Linked DNA regions of Homo sapiens: regions 1 and 3 are each linked to region 2. A link is a contact called in ENCODE Hi-C or POLR2A ChIA-PET data. All regions are on one chromosome and are shown on one strand. Each heading gives the region's core, a stretch centred on a gene start or an enhancer-like site at or near the end of the contact. The rest is flanking DNA. Distances are from core to core; before and after follow the strand shown. Region 1 holds the start of OSBP2 (oxysterol binding protein 2). Region 2 holds the start of MORC2-AS1 (MORC2 antisense RNA 1). Region 3 holds the start of SMTN (smoothelin).

The links. Hi-C counts contacts between places; a loop is a spot of excess contacts on that map. ChIA-PET counts read pairs that join two places held with the same protein, here RNA polymerase II (POLR2A). Pooled maps may share reads with other maps.
Region 1: a map with no recorded cell type shows a loop between it and region 2 (11-fold over the local background). The contact joins the promoter of OSBP2 here to the promoter of MORC2-AS1 in region 2. A Hi-C loop is called at or near these places in 1 of 37 single-sample maps with no recorded cell type and 10 of 50 pooled maps.
Region 3: a loop to region 2 is called in a map with no recorded cell type, with 12 times the contacts of the local background. The contact joins the promoter of SMTN here to the promoter of MORC2-AS1 in region 2. A Hi-C loop is called at or near these places in 7 of 168 maps with a recorded cell type or tissue (B cell, CD4-positive, alpha-beta T cell, CD4-positive, alpha-beta memory T cell and 3 more), 8 of 37 single-sample maps with no recorded cell type and 15 of 50 pooled maps. POLR2A ChIA-PET finds 5 or more read pairs at or near these places in 22 of 52 experiments (AG04449, CD4-positive, alpha-beta T cell, CD4-positive, alpha-beta memory T cell and 17 more).

The regions. Positions count from the first base shown.
Region 1 is chr22:30,693,551-30,696,250 of GRCh38, reverse strand. It overlaps OSBP2 (oxysterol binding protein 2), which reads right to left and starts at 1,377. Exons shown (of 14, transcript NM_030758.4): 1 at 698-1,377. The coding sequence starts at 1,341. RefSeq lists silencers at 1,191-1,240, 1,625-1,704.
Region 2 is chr22:30,920,874-30,923,573 of GRCh38, reverse strand. MORC2-AS1 (MORC2 antisense RNA 1) reads right to left here and starts at 1,266. Exons shown (of 2, transcript NR_026920.1): 1 at 1,059-1,266. It overlaps LOC107985544 (a long non-coding RNA gene), which reads left to right and starts at 1,795. Exons shown (of 3, transcript NR_146603.1): 1 at 1,795-1,986.
Region 3 is chr22:31,079,991-31,082,690 of GRCh38, reverse strand. SMTN (smoothelin) reads right to left here and starts at 1,373. Exons shown (of 21, transcript NM_134269.3): 1 at 1,235-1,373. RefSeq lists a silencer at 1,332-1,491.

The sequences.
Region 1 (2,700 bases), core at 128-2,627, 230 kb after region 2:
CCTTTCAACCAGTTTCAGTGGGAAGACAGTGTTAGCTCTCTCACCACTGGACTTTAATTTTGAATCCCGTGCTGGGTCTGGAATAAGAAAGGAGGGCAGCAAAACACTTCCTAGCTCTCCGCAAAATGCCAAGATGGACTCCTGAAGGCCAAGAACCGTGTCCAATACATCTGTGAGTCTGTGGTGCCCAGCCCAAGGCCTGGCAACCAGAGGCATCAGGAAAGGTGGGAGTAACTGCCCCAGGCGGGAAGAATAAGCAGCCCTTCCTAAGAGTGTGGGTCCTAAGGACTGAACAAGGTGACTCTCTCCCTCAATCCCAAACACACAATGATGTTAGCTCCCGAACCAGAAAGGGCAAGGACTTTGAGGGGCTGACTCTAGCTAGCTGCCCCAAGCCCCACAACTGCCAAGCAGAAGGGAACTGAGGCCCCAGATCACTCCCTTACTCCACCTCCCCACTTGCCCAAAAACCCAAGCTTGCCAGAGGTCATGTCCGCAGATCACATTCACCCTTGCCAGAGGTCAGGGCCCCCGGCCCTTGGCGGCGGGCCAGAAGCGTGACTTGGCCTGCTGGAATGCATGCCCCTAAACATCTCTAGACTAGTGGCAGTGTCCGCCAACCATGGAGGCCCTCCATCACCATCCCTGCAGCATCACCACCCTCCAACCCCCATGTCCCACCCTGGCGCTTCCATACCTGTAGTAAGAGAGCAAACCATTGCCCAGCACGAACCAGCGGCGCTGGTAGCCCTTCAGATAGTTGGTCCACTTGAGAAGCCAGCCCTCGAAGCTGTCCAGAGGCAGTAAGGCCAGTGGGGCACTGGAGGTCGTGCCAGTCCCCGACATTGGAACCCCAAGAGGAGTCTTCGCCTGTCCTGGTCGCAGAAGAGGCAGGGGCTTTAACGCTGGCAGCGATCCTGACTCGGGTCTGAGAAAGGTCGCGCTCCCCACCGCCCGGGAGAGCGGCTCCGATGCGGCCTTAGTGAAGGGCCCAGCCCCTACACCTGAGCTTGACTCTGACCCCGGCCGCGACCCCTGCAGCAGTTCCGATGGCTGCCCAGCCCCTGGCTCCGGCTCAGACGTCGTCTCGGACACAGGTTCCGATCTTGGCACTGCCTCCGAAACTGCCTCCGACACCTGTTCTGACAGCGGTCCCCGCTCCGGTTCGGGCACGGGCTGGGGCTGGGGCTTGGGCTCCGGCCCGGAGCCGGACGTGGAAGCGCTCATGCCCGGCGCCGCCGTGTGGCACGACAGGCAGGGGACAACCGTGAACAGCGACGAGAGCCCGCGGGAGCGGCCGCCACAGCCGCCGCCTCGGCTCGGAGCCGCCGCTTTCCCCATAGAGCCGGCCGACCCGCGCGCGGCCGAGCGGCCAGTGGGGGCGGGGGGCAGGCCGGGGGCGGGGCCGGGGGCGCAGTCACGTGCGCGCGGCGCGAGGCGGGGGCGCGCGCGGGTTCCTCCGCGGTCCCGTGCGCTCCGTGCCCGTCAGCGCCCGCCGGCTGTTGTGCTCTCGGCCAGCCTCGGGCCATGTTTGGACCCTGGGTCCTTCCTAGGTCCGGCCGGTGGAAGGAGCTCTGACAACACCTGTGGGCGGAAGAGCTTGGTGGTCGGTCAACTCCGAAGGGGATGGCGCGCTTCAGGCCACGGTCTCTGCTTCGGCCCAGCCGTGCCAGGCGCTGGAGGAACAATGATGAATGCGGAGCCCGCCAGCTCCCAGCGCAGCTCTGCCCACGGGACCCTGCGCCGACGCCCCCTCCCCCAACCCAGGCTGGGGTGGGTTCGCTCTCCGCCACCCAGGAAAGCCGGGTGGGAAGCAGGTACGGCACCCAGAGGCCACGAAATGCGCACGAAGCACAGGGGCGCTAAAGGCTAAAGACGACGCCCCGCCCCCCATGGCAGCCATTACCTGTCTGTGGGTCGCTCCTGCGGCCGCCAGAAGCGGTGGCCCCAAGTGGCCGCCTCACCGCCTCCACCTCCTGAGCCAGCTGGCCTACGGTTCATGCCAAGGCGCTTCGCTGCCAGTGACGACATCGTTCGGGTTCTCTAAACAAATAGGGGAAGACTTTTTGTAAACCAAGCGTTTTAGTACAAGAAACATCTCAAAGTGGGATTCTGAACTTGGACCTCCCGGGATCCCTGGGTAGGCTGGCAGTCTGTGAGGCTTCCGCAGAGGTTTACCTGTCTGTGCATTTTTCCAGAGTAGGTCCATAACAAAGGAGGCTGTGACCCCAGAATGGTTAAAACATCAGCGAATTTTTTTTTCCGCTTTTTTTTTTTTTCCTTTTTGAGACTGAGTCTCACTCGGTAGCCCAGGCTGGAATGCAGTGGCGTGATCTTGGTTCACTGCAGCCTCCGCTTCCCAGGTTCAAGCGATTCTCCTGCCTTGGCCTCCCTAGTAGCTGGAATTCCACGGCCCGCACCATGCCCAGCTAAATTTTGTATTTTTAGTAGAAACGGGGTTTCACCATGTTGGTCAGGCTGGTCTTGAACTCCTGACCTCAGGCCAGGATCCTCCCGCCTCGGCCTCCCAAAGTGCTAGGATTACAGGCGTGAGCCACTGTGCCCAGCCATCAGTGATTTTTTTTTTTTCTTAAGAATCTATCCAAATGACGAAAGTTGATGGTTACTACAAATAATCAGAAATACAAATGGAAAGACTGAACATTGGGTTTCTGTCCAGACTTTTCAAGCTTAGACCTC
Region 2 (2,700 bases), core at 17-2,516:
AGAAGCCCATATGGAAAGCCAGGAGTCCTGGAGCTGCTCTGGTTGAAGCTAGGATGGGGGCCCAGAGCTCCCTGCTGTTCTTGACCCCCAAATCTTTGCTTCCAAGATTCACTGGCCCCTACCTGCTACCTGTAGGCCTTCACCTGCTTACTTGTGTCCGATGTAGGGATTATGGGCTTACTCAGCAGCCATCCTCATGGCCTAAACATTTGGCCAATTTCAGTGTCCCCGAAGGGTGAAGGAGGTCTGGGCTTCCATGGGGCCTGAACTGCAGGTACCTTCAGCACTTCCTGGGGTTCTGGACATGTCAACAGCTGCCCACCAAGGCCTGGAAGATAAGGAGGGCTCACACCACTAGTGCAAACTTGGATCAATGAGAAGGGAAGGATGCGACAGACGTATCCCTCCTCTTTTCTTGTCCCCTCTGGATTCTGTTGAGATGCTTCCAGGGATTCTCCGAGGCCCCTTCCTGCTCCAGTAACTGCAGGTTACTGGGGAAGCTGTGGCCAGCTCTAATCCCCTACTTTTTTTTTTTTTTTTTTTTGAGACAGTCTCGCTCTGTAGCCCAGGCTGGAGTGCAGTGGCGCCATCTTGCCTCATTGCAACCTCTGCCTCCAGGGTTCAAGCGATTCTCCTGCCTCAGCCTCTCTAGTAGCTGGAATTACAGGCGCGCGCCACCACGCCCGGCTAATTTTCGTATTTTTAGTAGAGATGGGGTTTCGCCATGTTGGCCAGGCTGGTCTAGAACTCCCAGTCTCGAGAGATCCATCTGCCTCAGCCTCCCAAAGGGCTGGGATTACAGACGTGAGCCACAGCGCCCGGCCTAATCCCCTACTTTGATTTACTGTCCCTCCCCACATCATTTCTTCCCTTATTGAAAGCTCTGGGTCCTCCCCAATGCCCCACCATGTAAACCAATCTGTCCTGCTGGGTTTGGGGCACCGCGGTGGGCAGGGGAGAACCCGTTTGTCAGAAGGTTCAGAGTTTCTGAGTTCCTCATGCTTAATCATCAGCGGCCACAGCACAACAGTGGCCGAGGGTGGGTTGTAAATTCTCACCTGGCCTAGAGGACGCAGCCACGACCCCAGCGCTTGGCCATCTCTGTAGAGGATTCGCGGGTGGACCATGCTTAGTCTAACAGGGTATGGTTATTAACGCCCGTTATGAACGGTTCATAACCAGCCAACGGTTATGAACTGTGGAGGGCTTCCGCAATCCCGCCACACGCTCGAGGCGGAAGCGACAAGACGCCTGCGTGGTTTTGCTGGCGCGCCGCACGTGCCCGTACCGTGACCTGCGCATGCGCTTTGGAAGCCTCGCGAGCTTCCTGCGGCACTCAGGGTTTGGTGCAGGTGCCTGTGGCCTTTGGGGGTTTCCTCGCGTCTTTTAGGTAGATGCTTCCAGGGATTCTCCGAGGCCTCTTCCTACTCCAGTAACTGCAGGTTTCTGGGGAAGCCGTGGCCAGCTCTAATCCCCTACTTTTTTTTTTTTTTTTTTTTTGAGACAGTTTCGCTCTGTCGCCCAGGCTGGAGTGCAGTGGCGCCATCTCGCCTCACTGCAACCTCCGCCTCCAGGGTTCAAGCGATTCTCCTGCCTCAGCGTCTCTAGTAGCTCCTTACAGGGAGAGCAATGGCCCACTCACACCCGAAACAGAGAAGCGAGGATTTTTTTTTTTTCCTGCAAGCTGCTGCGCATTAATTAAGTCAAAGTGCAGAAGAAATCTTTTCTACCCCGGCTTTCCAACTTTCCGGGGGTCATTAGGGAAAAACATTCGTTGAACAGATGTCCTTAGGGTCGGCGCTTTTATCTCTGAAAGGAAGAACACTTGGAAAGGAAGCTGCGTGTTTTTCCTCTTGCCCGGAAGAGCCAGCCTGTATGTCTCCCTTTTGACCCGAGGCCAAGCGCCTGAAGCCTCTTGGACTTAGTTAACATTAGTCCGTTTTCTATGCGTTTGTCCTTGGCTTGGTTTATGGTGTTTGTTGAAAGGTAAATGTTTTAAAGTTTTGGGGATTCCTATCATGCTTAGGGAAATCAATCCCCTTCTCTCTTCTCCCCTTCCCCCGATATTCTCTTACATTTTGTTGCAATGTTTATTATTTATTTTTTACTAGACAACCTATAGTCCTTATGGAATATATTTTAGTATAAGCTGTAAGGCAAGAGTCAAGCGTCTCCCGCCCCCAGGTGGAAATTAACTTATTCCAGCCCCACTTATTAAATGAGCCTCTTACTAAATGAGCCAACAGGTGTGGACCTGTTGAGTTTGAGATCCCGCTTAGACGCCAGTGGAGACATCTGTGGTCAGTTGCACAAGTGAGTCTGATGTGAGGGGTGAGGTTCTGGCTGAAACTATAATTTTGGGCGTCATCAGCATCTAAATAGATCAGTCTCCCTCACTTGTTAAAAAATGCTTTTCCAGTCTTAGAATGTATTCTCTCACATGAAATATTTAATCGCATTATCCAGTTCGTTCCCATCCCTGCCTAAAAGAAAGTGTTCCATTGGGATTTAAATTATAATTGCATTAAATTTAAATGGAAGTTTTGGGAGCATTGACATTTTTGTGATATTAATCCTCCCCCAGAGGATAAAAAATGGCTTTCCATTTACTCAAGACTTCTTTTAGGTCCTCCAATAAGATTTTATAAATTCTTTATACGGGTTCTATAACTTTCTGGTTAAAATTATTCCTAAGTGTTT
Region 3 (2,700 bases), core at 124-2,623, 160 kb before region 2:
GGTATAGGAAGGTACACTGTGTCTTCCGATTCTTGGAGCCAGCTCTGCTGTCCAGACCTCCTGAAGCCAGGTGTCCAGGCACCCAGCACCTCCTGCCAATTCATACAGAATTCAATTCCCCACCTGGAAGGGCTTTCAGAAGCTGACCTGCCCAACCCCTGGATTTCAGGCAAACTGAGAAGATTGGAGAGGGCCAAGGATTTGTCACTGAGCAAGGAGGAAGCCAAAGACTTAGAGGGCAGAGAAGGATGTAATCAAAATCTTCGTCATCTCCGGCTTCCGAAGCTCCCTTCCAAAGTGCCCTCAAGGGCCTGGAACACTCTCAGTGACAGAGGCAAGAGCCCCATCTTGCCCCAGTGCTGCCCATCAAAATGGACCCCTAAATCCTGGCCCAGCCTCCCAGCGCAGATCTCTCCTTCCTCCTGTAGCCCCAACTAATGTCTGTCTGGAATTTGAGGGGCCCTGGTCTGGCACACTGTGGATGCTTAGTTAATGTATGGTGACTGACTAATGTGTGGCCCCAGGCCTGCCCCCCACCTCCTGTTGATTCATCTTTCAATCATCCCTTCCCTCTCTTCAGAACAGTCACTTGGGAAGTCACCCCATACGGTGCATGGGTGGGGGGTGAGGGTTACCGCTCCACACAGTTGGGGTGTGTGGGTCCCAGCCTGTTCAAGTCACTGCTTGTTCCCCCTCCCATCCTGGTAGGCTCAGAGGTGTCAACCTCCCAATCTCTGCCTGTTAGGATCCTTGCCTCTTACCTAGTTACTCTGTCTGGGTTAAACCTCTTCAAGACTGTCCAGTGGTCACCAGCCTTAGGTTCTGCGGACATTCTGATTCCCCCCATGTCTGTTCTTCTATGGGGCAGCTGACCCTAATGCCTAATCTAGGACACCCATGGGATTATAAGAAGATCCCTGCCGCTGCTCTTCTCCAATCTCCCTGTCACACAGTCTGGGGTCGCCGGACATTGTGAGGGGCCTCAGGATTCTGTGGCAGCTTCCCCAGGGTTTCTGCCGCCACAGACTAGCGCCCCTGTGGGGCGTGGAGTCTCTTAGGAATCCGGGGGCGTCTTCCCCCAACAGTCTCATAACTTTATCCCATGGCTTAGACCTCTCGTATGGGTGGGGGCTCCCAGGTCTGGACGTTCCAGAACTCCTGTCTAGACATCCGGGTTCCACCCCCGGACACGTTGGGGCAGCACCAGGATCCCCCCCGAGGTCCGCACACCCACCTCTCAGTCCAGCCCACCCGTCCGGCGCAGGCTCGGCTTAGCTCTTTCGGGACCCGACAGACGGATTAGACACGCGCAGGCCGGAGGTGCCGCGACCCGCTGTCCCAGGCCCGCTCAGCAACCGTCCCCTGGATTCTGCGGAGAGCTGCCCGTCCAGCCGCGCCAGCAGCCCGGCTGGCCCCGCCCTGCCCCGACGCGCCAGCCAACCCTCGATTGGGTACCTCCCACTCTCGTGCCCCATTGGGAAAATTCAATTTGACGGCCACGCCCCGAGAGGAAGGCCCCGCCCCTCGCGGGCCAGGGAGGTCGGAAATTGGGAGTCTTGGGGTCGTCTGCCTCGGTGGCTTTAGCGAGTCGGGTGGGCATCGGCAGGGGGACGCAGGCTCTGCGCCAAGTCGGGGGGGGCGCCCCGAGCCGAGGTAAGTTTCCTGGGGTCGTAGGAGTCTCAGAGCCTTCAGGACAGCCCCTCTCCGCCCTCCTCTTTGTTCCTGAGACCACGTCCCCTCCCTCGACTCCACCCCTTTCTCGCGTCAGTGTTTAAGCTTGGCCGCCGTCCCTAGGCTGCTTTCGGGACACCTGGTCTGAGCCACCTCAGAGCAGGGACTGAGTGACTGGCAGCACCTTGACCCTGTGTTGGAGTGCCGGGACCATCTCAGGTGGAGCAGAATCAATCACACAGCACGCCTCCCCCAGCCCACACACCTTTGAACAGACATTGCCTTCTTGTAGCATGCTTCTACCTTCCAAGCCCTGAGAGTCTGCCTTTAGGAGCGCTGGAGTCCTAAATAGGGAATATGGAGTCCAGGCTGTCATTCAGCAAAAGGGGGAAATTGAGGCCCAGAGAGAGCTGACATGTCCAAGACCAAACAAGGAATCAGCCAGGGTACCCAGGAGGTCAGATCCACAAGGCAAAGCTATTCCATCTTCAGTGCCAGAGGCCCTAAAGCCGCCCTTGGGTCTCCATGGAGACTAAAGTGGGTGGAGTTGGGAGGATGGGGTCTGGAGTCCTGTCAAATAAAAACAATAACAAATCATTTATTTTGTACTTGCCATGTACCAGGCATATAATGCCCATAACAAGCACATGAGACCATGACTATTGCCCCATTTTACAGATGAGGACAACAGCTGATAAGTAGTAAAGCTGTGATTCATACCCAGCACCTTCTGAGTCCAGACCCTGCTTTTAACCACTATAATGTGGGATTCTGGGGAGGTGGTTTCAGCCTGTTAACCCAGAAGAGCCCCGGTTCAGGTCCTCTGTGACACCCCCCAGCCCCCATCTAAGGAAAGGCCCAGTCTCCACACTGAGAGTCTTTTCCATGTGTCATTTCATTTCATCCCCACACCCCTGAGAAGTGGTCCCATTTTACACATCAGAAAACCAAGGCACGGGCCAGGTGCGGTGGCTCATGCCTGTAATCCCAGCACTTTGGGATGCCAAGGCAGGTGGATCACCCAAGGTC